2 separate regions of the Mus musculus genome follow, and region 2 is linked to region 1. Evidence: chromatin contacts called from ENCODE Hi-C or POLR2A ChIA-PET data. All regions are on one chromosome and are shown on one strand. The core of a region is the stretch at or near the end of the contact, and the rest is flanking DNA. Distances in the headings are between cores, read along the strand shown. Region 1 overlaps Kalrn (kalirin, RhoGEF kinase). Region 2 overlaps Kalrn (kalirin, RhoGEF kinase).

Region 1 (6,982 bases), core at 3,066-5,565:
TTAGATTTCAGGCTGTGTGCCACGTGAGAGGAGGAAAGTTGACTTTGGATAGCAAGGTGTACTTTGCCTGGCCTACTCCTCCAGGTGAGTTCACCTCAGGAAGTTTCTAGAATGTGATGCTGGAAGGAGCAGGCGTAGACCTTGGATAGGTCTGAGTTCGATTCCACACTGTGTAGTTGTTACCATTGCCAAGTTCCTGAACTTCCTAGAGCCTGATAGTCCTCATCTGAAAGAGGGATAATATCTACTTAACAAGTTTATTATGACAATGAGATTTTCAGAAAATCTATGTCAAGCCCTTGGCTTTCCACAGCTTGTCTCACAGTAAGTACTCTGCCTTGTTCTCATTAAAGCCTTGAAGATGGGCGGGATCAAGAGACAATGTGTGTTCTCACTGTTTTAATGCTTCCCCGGGGAGAGGGCAAGCGGGGAGTTCCCTGGCTGAGCTACTGGAGCCTTCTTTCAGGGAGAGCACATCTCTGAAATACAAATTCATGACCTCCCCTGGACCAGGAGTTCTTGCATGAATGTATATAGCTCCCTGAGGGGTTTTTGGGAGGCTCTATCCAACTTCTATAATTGCACAGGAATATGGTGGCTCTGTGTATATGTGCAATTTACTAGGACAAAAGTCTTTGGCTTTCATTAGAGTTCCAAATAGGCTAGTGCCTGTGGAAGGTCGCAACCACTGTTCTAAGGTATCCATGGCTACTGCATCCTTTTCCTGTATTGACAGCAGCTATGGACTACATAGGCAGGACTGAAGGATTGATATCAGAGCCATGGGGAAGGTTATGGGCTTCCTGATGCCATAATCCATGTAATGAGTTAGTGCTAAGGGAAAGTCATGATTGTGCACCAGGGGTCAAGGAAAGGCATGGAGCATACCTAAGAGGCTTACTAAAGCTTTTATAGCCCTAATAGAATAGAGAGACGGGAGTCTATGGAGCTAAAGCTATAGATCATGGGTGACTGTTGCACTGATCTTCTGAGTTGGGCGTGGCCTCAGGGCAAATCTTCAATACCACACTACATTCTGCTGCTCACTCTTGGTTCTCCCAGGGTGAGCCTTGGCTGGCTTCCCATTTCTCTGCTTTATTTGCAATAGGAATGCTGCCTGCGAGGATTCTTATTGGCTGGGAAGAACAAATTCAAGGTACCTGCAGATGCTGTGTCTAATGTGGGCCAGTTTTCACGTACAGTGTCTTTCTTCTGTGTGGTCTCACAAGACAGAATGGACAGGCAAGATCTCTGGCTTCTTCTTCATAAGGAAATCAAACCTAGTGATGAGAACTTCACCCTCATGACACAATCTCCTTGCCTTCTCACATACCTTCTAGAAATGCAGAAAGACCACATCCAATGCCTGGGACTCGGAATCCTTGAACATCTTTATTCCAAGACTTTTCTGGATCTGCTCTACACGGCTCGTCCTACTCTGAAGAGTGGGTGTGGAGAACTCTGTGGTCACTGCTGGGAAGTAGTTCGGTGGCAGACTGCTTGCTTAGCAGACCCAGGATCAGCCTCCAGCACCCCGGAAAAGGGAAGTTAGAAATAAGAAATGTATGGGAAACAGGAAGGATCAGTGTTTTGTATTTACCTGCTTGAGATTTTTTTTATGAAGAACTTCCCACTGTGCCAAGGCACCATGTCAGAGGTTAAGAAAATAATATCGAGTTAGAGAACCCTTGCAAAAATCGTATGTGGAAGGAGAACTGAGCCACTCCCATGGAGTTCCCTGCATGCTCTACTGTAGGAATGTACGGCTAGCCTGAACGATATGAATCTACTGCAGCATGCCTTGCAGATAGCTGTCATTCTAGGAGGGGTTCTCAATGAGGGTGGAGTGAGGCAAAGAGATAAGGGTGGTCCCAGGAGGGCCATGTTCACTCTTGGGTTGGCTGTTTTAGTTCATCCTAGCACAGTATATGGATGCTGGTGGGATTCGGAGGCTCTTAATCTTTTCAATACTGCATGGAATTTGATTTCCCCATGATGTCTTTTCCTTCTGCAGACAAGGGAAAGGAACACCATAAGGGAGGGTGCAGCAGCAGCAGCCGGCAAATAGGCAATAAGCAAAGACTGAGGAGAGGTGCAGCAGAAAGAGCAGTGGGCTGACTCCAGAGGACTGGGTCTGAACCGTGTCCTACCACTTATTGTAGACATCTGGCAGGTCACTCTGCCTCTCTGAGCCTTTGCCTCTTTGTCTATGTACAATGGGGATCTAGCTCATCCCTACCGATAGAGTATAGCCACAGTAAAAGATCACACGGATGGCATACATAAGCATTTATATCTCTGTTTGGGAGCCCGGAAAAGTATGAGCTCAAGACTCTGTATCTGTTAAGGACTTGTCCTTCCTGCAGAGAACCTGCTTCATGATCTCACATGGCAGGACAGGAGCTAGTCCCATTGATGTGAGCTTCACTGTCATAGTCCACATCACTCGCTTTACAGAACCGCGGTGGAGAATTCATGAACAGGTGCATGTAAGCATACCTGCATGTTGAATGGATGGGAACATGTGTGGAAGCCTGTGGGGTTTACAGGAGTCTAGGCTGTACTTTTTCAGAGCAGAAGGTCAGAGCTACTGAACATATTTCTCTTAGGGCATAAGGGTCCTTGGTCCTTCTAATTTATAAATCTGTGTATGTGGCACACCAGCTGTGTACTTAATGTCTATTTCTTCCCTTACTACACAGAGTGAAAAGTGAAGCACTTAGGAAGGCTATATGAGACACAGGATAGATATATAGATATCTATAAATTAAAGGGAAGGTCTTCTCTTCCTAAACAAAGACAAAGTCACCCAAAGAAAAAGTTATTTACTGTTTGCTAATCTTTCTTCTGAAATAGGAATAAGATCCCAGGAGGTGCTGCAACCATCTTGTTACCAATAGATAAAGGCCAAGGATGGTGGGTTAAGAAAATAGCCACCCCTAAGTGCAGTGAGCATCAGCCCCACACTTCTTGTTGCTTATGACAAATAAGTTAGCCCACTACAGTATTGTTCTCTGCATCTCTCAGCCTAATGTAACCCTTTCTAATACAGACTTTGGAGGTCTGGGAAGCGTCAGCAGAATTTGGACTCAGAGGGTGGTGGAGACAGTGCTTCATGCTGGCCATTCTTTCCAAGAGAGAACAATGGCTCTCCTTGACTCCCTCTGGCTGAGCTCTTGGTCACTTCAGAGTCCTGGCACTTCTCTGGGAGGACTGGAGCCCTGGATATGTTTTCTTTTTGAAAATAGACACTGACAGTTTTTAGAGCTTTTACCTTTTTGAAAAAAAAAATCATTTTGGAAAAGAAAAATCAAAAACTGGGATTTCAAATGGTGTTCTCATCACGAAGTATTATAAGGTCTTATTGGGCAGAGGCTCTGCTAGGATTTGAATAGGTGAATGGGTGCGGGCCCTGTTCTCTGACCCATCCTGGGAGCTCCCAATCTGATGGAAAACTCTGTACATGAGAAAGCAACAGAATTTGGGGTGCTGTGTTTCTGAAGAATGTGGGGTCTGAGGGTGTGCACATTTACTTGAAATGAAGTATATCCATAAACATATTCAGGGATTTGCTATCAACGAACTCCTGCTCTGTCTGGGCTTGGGGGATCTTTGCTGAGGTTTGAGGACTCATAGATAAGTAGTGAGTCTTGGCTCTGCAGCCATGATGCGGACCATCTGGAGACCAGGCTCTTGCAGGGGGCAAGCTGCAGCCAGCTGGGGCCCAGCGAAGGGCCCAGGTGCAGGGATGGAGCAAGAAGTGTTTCCTGTCACATCTCATCGCTTACACCCAGACCCGGCTCCTTCCTTCCTTCACATTCAGGAGAAAACACAGCAGCTTTGGTGCTAGATGTGTGGGAAGTGTGTTTGGCATGTTTTCAGTGACAAGAAATGATTTTGAAATTTTAAATTAGGGAGAAAAAATCCTCAACGTGGTGATCTGGAACCTTCCCTCTAGGGGAACAATCGTGGAAAATAGTGGATCTCTCTGAAATCCTTCAGCCAGAGCTTGGACAATGTGGCTTTTGCTAATGCCTTCGTCCCCCCACCCATGGCATTGGCCCTGTCTCTGGTTAGTTGGTTGACAGATATAGCCAAGGCCTCCCTAGCACTTTTGGTTTTATTACATGTTCTTACTGCTCATATCCCTTGCCTTCTGGAAAAGAATGTAGAGTTGCTGCTGTAATTCTGAGAATCTCCAGAGCCCCTGTGGCTCCTGGTTCCACCATGGTCCTCCAGTGTTGTCCTGCTGCCGGCCGGCCGGCTGACTGGCTGGCTGGCTGCATCTCATTTCCAGGGTAGTGTGCCAGCTGGCAGGCAGGACCAGCAGACCTCTCCAGTCTCAGCTTTGCTTGGTTCCTTTACTCCCTGACACGTTCTGGTGGTGGCTCGAGTTCCATTAATGTTTTATTCCCTGCCCCTTGGAGCCTTGATCGGGCCCCTCTGGGGAAGTTCCCTTTCCCCCTTCCTTCTGGCTGCAGCAGGCAGGGGCTGGAGAGATCATTTCCTTTCCCAGAAACCCGATGTCATCTGTCATCCAGCTTCCAATTAGCTGAAGCTCCGTGCAGCAGTTAGTCTGGAGGTGCCAGTATTCTTCCTGACCAGGGCGGGAAAGTGCCCAGGGACAGTGACAGGCTGGCTCGTTATACTGAGCTGAATGGCAAATTTCTCATTAACCCTTTTTCCTGAGCTCTTTTGCAGAGCTTTGGGCCAAGATAGATCCGGTTTCTTTATGTTCATTGGCAGGGCTGGAAATTAAGACCCAGGGAAACTGGAAGTTTGCTCTTGTAGCCGACTTGGGGCTGAGACAAGCTGAAATCAGTGTCTCTTTTTTTGACTGCTGGTGCCTCTCCCTCAGCTGACCACTGTACTTGGTGGCAGCAGGAGTTGCTACGGCTCCCGGCTGCCACTGCTGGAGAAGGGAACTTGAGGGAGCCAGGTGGCAGCTAGGGTGTCTTTAAAGGCCTTAGCTTAAGGGCTCCCACAGAAGAAAAACATTCTAGTAGCAGGGCAATGATAGCAAGCGGTTCACAAGGTGGTGGGTGTATCCCAGGAGCCCAGCAGTTCAGCAGTGAGTCCTTCTGTGTGGCAGATGAGGATTCTGATTAAAGAGAGAATTTGCCTTGCAAAAACAGCCAGCATTTGCCAATTAGCCTGCCTGCCTTCCTTAGAGTCCTGCTGGATCTATTAAAGGTGTATTCAACCTGCAATCCTCTGCATGTCCTCTGTCCTAAGTTTTTCTTTTTCCTAGCTATACATGGGTCAAATTTACTTAGATTTCTCAGAGCCTTTAATTATCTTAATTATCATGATAGTTTTGTTTGCTCATATGTTTTTGTGAGTGTTTTGGTTCAGTTCTGGCAAACATGTACTTTCCTAGACTTATGAATGTAAATCTAAATACAAACAACAGAGTCTATATTTTTAAGTCATCTCCATTGATCTAGTGACCATTCAGCTTTGAGAACAGCTCTGAGCTACAAGCTCAAACAATAAGGTCTTCATTTTCACACAGGATTATTCTGCATAGATGGATTATTTACTTAAAAAGAAAGAGTAAATTCAGACTGGCTGCCCCCCCCCCCTAGCTCCATAAGATGCTGTATCGGTTAGCTGCATATCAGCTCAGCTCATGGTCATCTAATTAAGAGGCACTTTGATCCAAGAAGGTAAATCTTTTGCCACTGATCAAAGAAAAAATTCCAAATATTCGTTGTTGGCTTTGAAACACATCATGTGACCGTTCTCTTCTGTTTTGGATTATCTGTGGCTCTATATTAAAGTACTGAGTGAAGTTAGTGTGCTTGCTCATTACAGAAACAAATTGGGTTGGTGGGATGGCTCAGTGGGTAAGGGCACTTCCTGCCAAGCCTGGGGACCTAAGTCGATCCAAAAAACCCAGATGGTGGAAGAGTTGTCTCCTGACCTCCATAAGCACGTGTGGCATGCATGTGCAAACACATATACAAATACAAAATGAGTAATACCATTTTAAATTCCTAGCTTTTAACTTACCTTAAATGGTCTATGATGCCTTCTTCCATCCTTACTTGACAAACAACTCTTCCCGTTGTAGTCTTCACCCTGACTCCCCAGCGGAGCTGCCTTCTGTCTTGTGTGGTCCTCCTAGCTGCTTCTCATTAGCTCTCCGGGGGCTCCCGAGGGAGCTGTCAGAAGCACGAGTTGTGTGGAGGAGGGCGTGATTCTTCCTCGTCCTTCTTGTCTGCGTAGCATTGATCTTTACTTTTGAACTGATGAAGTCTCCAGCCAAGGGGCATTGGCTTTTTACTATTCCTGAGATTTCAGCCAGATAGAGAGCTTCTAGTACCACAAAGTGGGGCCAGATAGAAAGCCTAGGCAGTGATGTTTCTAAAGAGGAAGAAAAACCCTGGTAGTTGTGTTTGTAGCAGTTGCTGATCGCTATTGTGTAAATACTTGTGTTGTAGCAACTTTCAAGATACCAATCTGTTTATCAACCAGCTGGGGAAAAAAAAAAAAACTCTGAAAATAAAATTGTCTCTCTGCTGCTAGCATGAGCAGGCTCTGAGCATCACTGGGTGTAGTTAGCTGCTTCAGGGAGAATTCCAACCAGGTAGGATGCTTTACCCAGATGAAGAGCATCGCTGCTCTTCCTTCTAACCTGAGCTGTGTAATGCCAGGTAAATTATTTGTTGTGAGCCTCGGTCTCCACATCTATGAGATGGGAATAATGCCTATCTCAGGAAAGGGTGAGGGGATTTAATGAGATTCTTTCCTTTCTGTTTCCAGCAGAGGGGGAGAATGAAACAATTGATTATTGCCCTCCTCAGCACAGTGGAGGAGCTAGGGAGGCCAGCAGCTAAGTTTTACTTTGGGGGCCATCTGGATAGAAACACTCCATAGGAGTTGAAGATGCAGTTGCAGCCAGTCTAGGAAAGGCAAGGACCAGGACTTATGTTTGGGAAACAGAAAGATCAAAGTACTTTATGTTTTGATCATTCCC
Region 2 (6,982 bases), core at 1,578-4,077, 55 kb before region 1:
GCATGCTGAGATAAGGAAACCAACCTCTCATAGTAAAATTTCAACTGCCACTGCCCGGCAGGAAAAGGTGGCACGTGGAGCCCCAGGCTGTGTTTATAGATGAATTCTTCATTTCCTTCATACTTTGAGGAGGGAACTTAGTTTCAGCTGCCCAGGATTCACCTGCTCATCATTCCATGTGAAATAGCCCTGAATCTCAGGACGAGTGAGCCGAAGCTGCAAGAATAGGATGGTTGGTCGTCACCCAGGGAGATGCAAGCCCACCTTCCCTGCTCATCACGTGAATCATGATCAATATGTAACAGACAGAAGGGGAAATCACTCATTTTTTGTGCTGTCTTGGAATATCACTACACAAGACATGAAGAGCTGTGAAGGCTCTCTCTCAGGGTAACTAAATTTTTCGTGGCACAGCCTGTGTCTGTACTATGCTAGGTGTTTGATGCTGGTCTACTTAATCAGAGAGGTTGAGGGTTTCCCACACTCGGCCAGATGGAACAGCTATGCCTTTCACCCTAGTCTTCTTGACTCCTGAATCTCATCCTTTGCAGTCTGCTAAGATGCTGGACAGACTCCTCATGTTGACCCACACTGTAGCACAGCAGGAATTACTGCTTGAAATAGTAAGTAGAATCTTCCTAGGCTGGACCCATAAACATCACTCAGTGGGAATAATTCGCCTCTGACTATCAGTTTGATCTCTCTCCTTGTGACATCTCTTAAGAGAACATACAGTTCCCAGGCTGCAGAGCAGCTGTCCCACCTTCCCTGGAGGCTTAGAGAGCAGGGAGGGCTTGCATCTCCCTGGATGACAACCAACCATCTCCTGGTCTTGCAGCTTTGGCTCACTTGTCCTGAGAGTCAGGGCTATTTCATGTGGAGTGACTCTCGAGATCTAATTCGTGTCCGGGGAGTCCCCTGTGGCAGTGTGCTAAGGAGCATCACCCACCCATTTAAACTGAATTGTGGCTTGTTTTGCAAGCAGTGTCCTGGAGGGACCTTCAACAGAGTTGTGAAGTGGGGTTAGTCTGCCTCACCACCACCTTCTCCTCTGTTATGATTTTTCCTGGGATTTTCTAGTTCTGAATATGTATCTTATTCTCTTGAGGGCTGGTGAACTTATTCCCAGATAACAGGAGTTGTCTTTTTGTCCTAGATATACCTGAGAACCAGGGTGTCCCCACCAATCTCAGTGCTACCTGCTAGTTCTTCATCCCTTGTCACGTGTCCCTTCCTGGCCTCTTAGAGTCACTCTCTATCTATCTTCCTGGCTCAACAGTCAGTGGGTTTCTGCAGCCTCTGGCAGAAGCCTGGGGTCCCCACCTGCAGCTGAAGCTGTCCATTCTATCAGTGTAGCTTTTCTGAGGTGCTTCACAGCAGCCCACCCCTGAGCCGAGAGGTCCACCAGCCTCTGCTGCCTTTTGTTTTCCAGGTGAAACTCTCCTTTCCCCACATGGTGTGCCTTTATTCCCATCTCCTGGACATCCTCAGCCTAAATCCACTAAGTCCAGGTCCAATCCCTTATGTGTGGAAGCAGCCATTCACCCTTTAAACAGTATTATGATTTTTTTTTACACCTTGCTTGACACTTTTTGTAGTGCCTCGCTAATTATTAATCTTCACATCATTTTATCTTCCTAGTCATAAATTAATTCAAATCAAAGCGTCTTTCATATACCACTGCCTTCTGTACCACCCAGTGCGTGACAGATGTTGGCTGCTGACCACCGGGTCCTATGCTTTCTGTTCACTGCACTCTCGGGATGGTCATAGCTGGTTCTTGCTTCAGCACTCTTCCTTTATGAACCCTGCCTATTTTCAGCTGTTCAGCATCTCTGTACATGTTCTTTTCCGGAGTCTCTGCTCACACCTCCCTTTCTTAGCTCAGTGTCTCAGAGAGGCAGCATGGGCTAGTGGAGGCTCTGCAGGCTCAGGGTTTATACCTCAGTTCTGCGGCACAGCTTTGAGCAAGTTTCCCAGTCTCCCTCATGCTTTGCCAAGTCCCTACCCCACTGTTCTCAGCCCCACCTTTTCCAGGCAGCTCTTCCTAAGTATTCCACAAGGTACTCAGCTCTACCTTCACCTAAACCCTGTATTGTGTGCAGTGTCAAAGACATAGGTGTTGTATGTGAACGACTGTTTGGTGTGAGTCTCTCCATTGAGAGGTCAGGCGCCTGAAGCCCTGAGATGTGAAATTAACCTGCCATGGTCTTCCCAGAACAGGCCCAGTGCTGAGCCAGGTCTTGCACACAGCCCCAGGTCACAAGGATATATCTGTCATCACTGAGCTGGCCCCTGCATTCCACTGGCACATGTCTTGCTTCAGCAAGGGGCCATCACCTCCTACCCCTCCCCATGCTCCTGCAGGTGACGGTGAACCTAGAGGAGCTTAGAAAATACTTACTGGCTAAGCGTCTCTAAGCATGTGAGCTCTATCCCCCGTGGTGGGCTCTTATGTTCAATCTTATATTATGTGTCCCTTTTTGGTATCGGTACGAGTCTACTTATACTGAAGGTTAATTTCAAGCTTCCAAACAAGGGCTTTTCTGTGGTTCCTGGGGCTGTCCTCATAATCTCCTAACTGCCCCCTGAGAGCAAATGCTGTGGTACATGCATTTGTGTGAGCCTCTGGGGGTGAGGCCTGCAGGTGCAGCCTCAGCACTGCTGTGCACCCCACTTTGCCTCCCACTCTGTCCTCCTCCAGCCTCCCCCACACCCGGCTCCACCCCCCACCCACTCCTGCGCCATGCTGCTTTCCCTGCTCCATGCTGCTCTTCCTGCTCTGGCTAAGAATAAATCATCACGGTTGCATAGCAACCAGTTTGGTTTCCTATACTCCTCCTTCTCCTCCCACAAAAGTGCTTCAGCTCTAAATTTAAGGTAGTGTGTCAGGAGGTTCTGTTACCACACAGAGGCCCTGGAACCCCCGTCTTGCTCCTCTATAGCAGCTGGCTCTATGAAGATCGGAACTGTGGCTGCTTTGTTCACTGTGCTGTGTGCGCCCCCCCCCCCCAACCGTGGTACAGGTCGTGGTCCCAGGCACACACTAGGTATTTAATATATACCAATTTGATGGTGAATGGATGAATCATCTTTTTCAGAATCTTACAGTTGAGAGGTGCTCCTGGGAAGGGGATATCTCAGATGGGCCCACAGGGTACCTCTTTGGTCCGGATGCTACCCTTCTCCTTTCCACCATGTGTGCTCTCATGTCTGCCTGCATTTGGACGATGATGTTGCTTTTCTTTTTCCTCCATGCTGATGGTTTAGGCAAGCCACACAGTTGATGGAGCCCCGTAGGAGGAGCTAGTCAGTTGGGGCTTCCTGAGTCCTGCATTGGAATGGAAGTCAGTCAGATTTAACTCTTTGGTGCCTTCAGGAAGATGAGCCTCTGTGAGCAATGGTGTCATAGTTCCCTGGGTTTGAATCTTGACCCTGCTGCTTGCAAGCGGGGATGGTCTGAGTACAGCCCAAAATTTAGCTCATGAATTATAAGAACTGAAGGAGGGAACCTACTAAGAAACAAGGGTCCTTTTCCATTTGGGTGTGGAGGCAAAATTATCCCAGAAAATGCCTGTTAGTGCTGGTGATAGAGCATCATCAATATGCAGGCAGGCAGACCGGAGGGAATAAAACAAGCAACATTTAGCAGTTCTGATGTTTCCAAAGCTTCCAGTGATGACTAAAAAGCTCCAAGTTCAGCAAGGAAGTCTGTGGTTTCCAACTGTTCTTAAAGCAGGGTAGATATCCTGAACAAGTACAGGAGTATTTTCTGATGTAGGGCAAGTCATGTGAACAATGAAACCTATTAGGTGGGTAGGAAGGGGAGACCCGAGGAGTGTCTGGTGAAGGTGCTTTCCCAGCGTCTAAGGCATTTTCTCTCTTCCTTTATTTTCCACCTTAAAAAAAAAATGTGTTGGATTTCACAGCTGATTCCCCAGTTTCCCCGTGTTCATCTCCTTCTAGATACCCCCACACAGCATCCAGATTATCTCAGTATGCGGCTCAAGGAGTGGGAAGGCCAGGATGCAGAGGGAGAATGACAAATTCAGGGGCTCCTCCAGGTCATGAAAGCATTGGGGTGGGGGTCTCTGACAGCCAAAAAATAATAGCATCCCCAAAAGGTATCCAAAGATCAGAAGCTTGGGCAGCCCCAAAATCACACTGCTGGTGTAGCTCATGAGTTCAGCCAACCTTTCCTTGCTCCTTGACACGGGGCGGTCGATACTTCATGAGGCCTTGAGTTTGTTACCTTTGTCTGCCCTCAGTAGGCAGCTGGCATCTCTCATCCCCGTCCCTGGCCTCTCTGCCCTGGAAGTCTGCAGTCTCAGACACGATCTTGGACTTAGAAGCCTCCAGAAAAACAATCGATGAACAACCATTAGATTAATAAGAAATAAATGAGATGAAGTGTTCGCATCCTGTGTGAGCAGAGGCCAGTGAGGCTCAGGGGCCTTCTGGGTGTGCGTTTCAGAAAGCCCCAAAGTTTGTTGCTTGAAAAAGGCAAGGATGAAGCAAATCCATGCTTTCTTAGAGCACAGTATTTCAAAGCAGCCTCCTCTGCTTCAGACCCGAGAGAAGACAAAGAGGGATACATCCTGGCTGGAGCTTGAGGCTAACCCTTGGGAGAAGACCCTCTAGGGTAGGGGTGTGTAGGGACAGAAGTCAGGACCAGCTTCACATCTGCCCCAACTCCTCACCTATTAACCCAGTCATTTGTCTTCTGAGCATACATCTAAGGACCTTCTGAGTTCTTAGACTAGTCGCGTGGAATAATCTCTGCGACTGAGGTACAGGCGTGAGTGTTTAAAATGTTTTTCTGTCTGATTTTACTGTCCGGTCTGAGTAGCCAACCTCTTTAGAATGCCTGGACCTGACTTCCAGTGCAATTCACTGCCCTGTTTTGGTTAAAATTGTGCATACATTCCCAGTGACACAGTGAAGATGTGGCTTGCAGCCCTTGTGACTTGCTGGCACATTGTGACCCTTTGCATAGGTGCTTATTGGACAGCCATCATGTGCCAGTGTTGGAGTGACACTGAGAGATTAGCCTGACGGTATCCCCGGGAAGTAAATTAATAGATGTTCTCCGTTTGCTCGCATGTTTATCTAGAGAGGCAGGAGTTGATGAATGGCACTTTCTGCAATTTATTCTGTCTTTTCCTTCAGTAGAAAAGAAGCAGTGACCATATCTGTGCATTTCAGTTAAGTGGAGATGCATCCAGTAGTGGGGGAAAAAGAGAGACGAGGCTCAGACAAACAAGGAGGGATGCCAAGGGACAGAGTGTCCTCCTGGGGCAGGTCTTTACAAACGCACCCATTAAGTTGTCTAAACTGTGAAAAGGTAAAAGTAAATAATATGTCTGTTTAAATCTTTAGGTTGTCAGCAGGTAATTAAGCTCCCATGAGGTGTCTGGTCATATTCAAGGCCCAGTGGACATGGTCCTAGCACTGAGAGAGTTTGAATCTAAGTGAGGAATTGAAGTCAGGATGCAAAGCACAGAGACTTTAAACCTTGATTGTTAACGTTCCCCTGGCTGTCTTGGAGGAAGGAGGTGCCGAGTGGAGCTCCCTGTCCACTGCAGAGCTCTGCCAAATGCTTGCTGCCAGCTAGCGGTGAGGGGGACAGAAATGGAAAGGCTGTATTTAGAAACTTCACACCAGTTTGCAAAGTAACGTGTCTGTTGAATCTAAAAATTAAGAAATTAGAGCTTAAATGTTGTTTTTAAAATTAACACTCCTCTGGCAGTGTTATTTAATTTTTTCCACTAAAGTATTAGTTGATGACAGATTGTAATAAAAGAAAAACAACATAAAAATTCAAACTGATCATTCATTGAAGTTTCACTTGAGGAGTCCTGGGCTGAGGTAACTGGATAACAGAGATGTCTAGGCAGGTTAGAGAGGTGCCAGAATATAGAGAAAGACAGACAACTTGTCACTGAAAAGCAAGGAAGAATGTGCCTTGAAAACCCAGACCTTTTCCTGCCCAGAGTTCTAGGACCATAAATAGTTTTGGTGGATGCTGGTCTTTCTCATGTGCTTCGTACTAAGTTATTTATTGACACATTGGTAGTAGCACCTGCCACCAGCATCCTTTTGCAGCAGATGGAGGAGGACAAATTATGTGCCCAGGTCCTACAGCTAGGAAGTGGTGGCTTCTATTTGAGAACCAGGTATGTTGGATTCTAAGTCCTGCTGGTTTAACTCCCCACCTGGGCAGACCCTCCAGGTTACAGGGAGCACAGGCAATGTGCACTGAGCCTCCAGATATCCCAGAATTGGAATAAGGAACAGGCACTATACATATTCAGATGTATGGTGCACAGTATGACAAGTTCTCTGTGAGACAGTAGAGTGTGAGCTTTTGCCTGAAGTTTCTGCTTTCAGGTGTTTTTTTTTTTTTCTGTGCATATTTCCAGAAGTATTGGAGTGGGTAGACTCACCCAAGGTTAGGCCTTTTATTAGACTTTGAACTGTCACTGAAATCTCATCTATCTATTTAAAATCTTTTTTTAAAACCTGAAATAATTAGATCCATGGGAAGTTCAAAGAAACAGATGAGGAAGCCTGATGAACCCTCCATCCCGCATCCTTTCCTGTTAACACTTTACTCAATGAAGATACAAACTCGGAGACAGACATGGGTGTGATGTTCAGACTTACCCATCGATTTTGTCTTTTGTATTTTAGGAGAAGAATCAAGGATACCTCTAGGTGCAGAAAAAGTAGGCTTTTCTGGAAGCTGGGCCACATCGTGACGTTCTAGGGGACTAGTGTGACACTCTTATATATGAGTAGCATGTTATTTAGCCTCCTATCTTAGCATCTGAGCACCATGAGGCACGTGGTTTGTTCACAACAAATGCTTTGTCTTGAATGCTTGATTTACTAAAATGTGCATACAAGCATAATGGTTTCCTTCCATATTGCTGGGCATCCATTGTGAAGGGGGAGTGAGATTCTCCCACCTCTTACTGCT

Evidence for each region. A loop is a pair of places that touch in the nucleus more often than their neighbours do. ChIA-PET counts read pairs that join two places held with the same protein, here RNA polymerase II (POLR2A).
Region 2: a loop to region 1 is called in a map of left cerebral cortex, with 4 times the contacts of the local background. The contact joins two enhancer-like sites. A Hi-C loop is called at or near these places in 1 of 37 maps with a recorded cell type or tissue (left cerebral cortex). POLR2A ChIA-PET finds 5 or more read pairs at or near these places in 1 of 5 experiments (embryonic stem cell).

The regions. Positions count from the first base shown.
Region 1 is chr16:34,411,572-34,418,553 of GRCm38, reverse strand. All of the region lies in intron 1 of Kalrn (kalirin, RhoGEF kinase), which reads left to right. Among named protein-coding and RNA genes, the nearest start is that of Kalrn, 99 kb to the left of the region's middle. Within about 2 kb of position 4,315, at least 2 of the 3 ENCODE cell types and tissues checked have a DNase peak (open chromatin) inside an H3K27ac peak, as active enhancers do.
Region 2 is chr16:34,465,461-34,472,442 of GRCm38, reverse strand. The region is part of intron 1 of Kalrn (kalirin, RhoGEF kinase); the gene reads left to right. Among named protein-coding and RNA genes, the nearest start is that of Kalrn, 45 kb to the left of the region's middle. Within about 2 kb of position 2,827, at least 1 of the 3 ENCODE cell types and tissues checked has a DNase peak (open chromatin) inside an H3K27ac peak, as active enhancers do.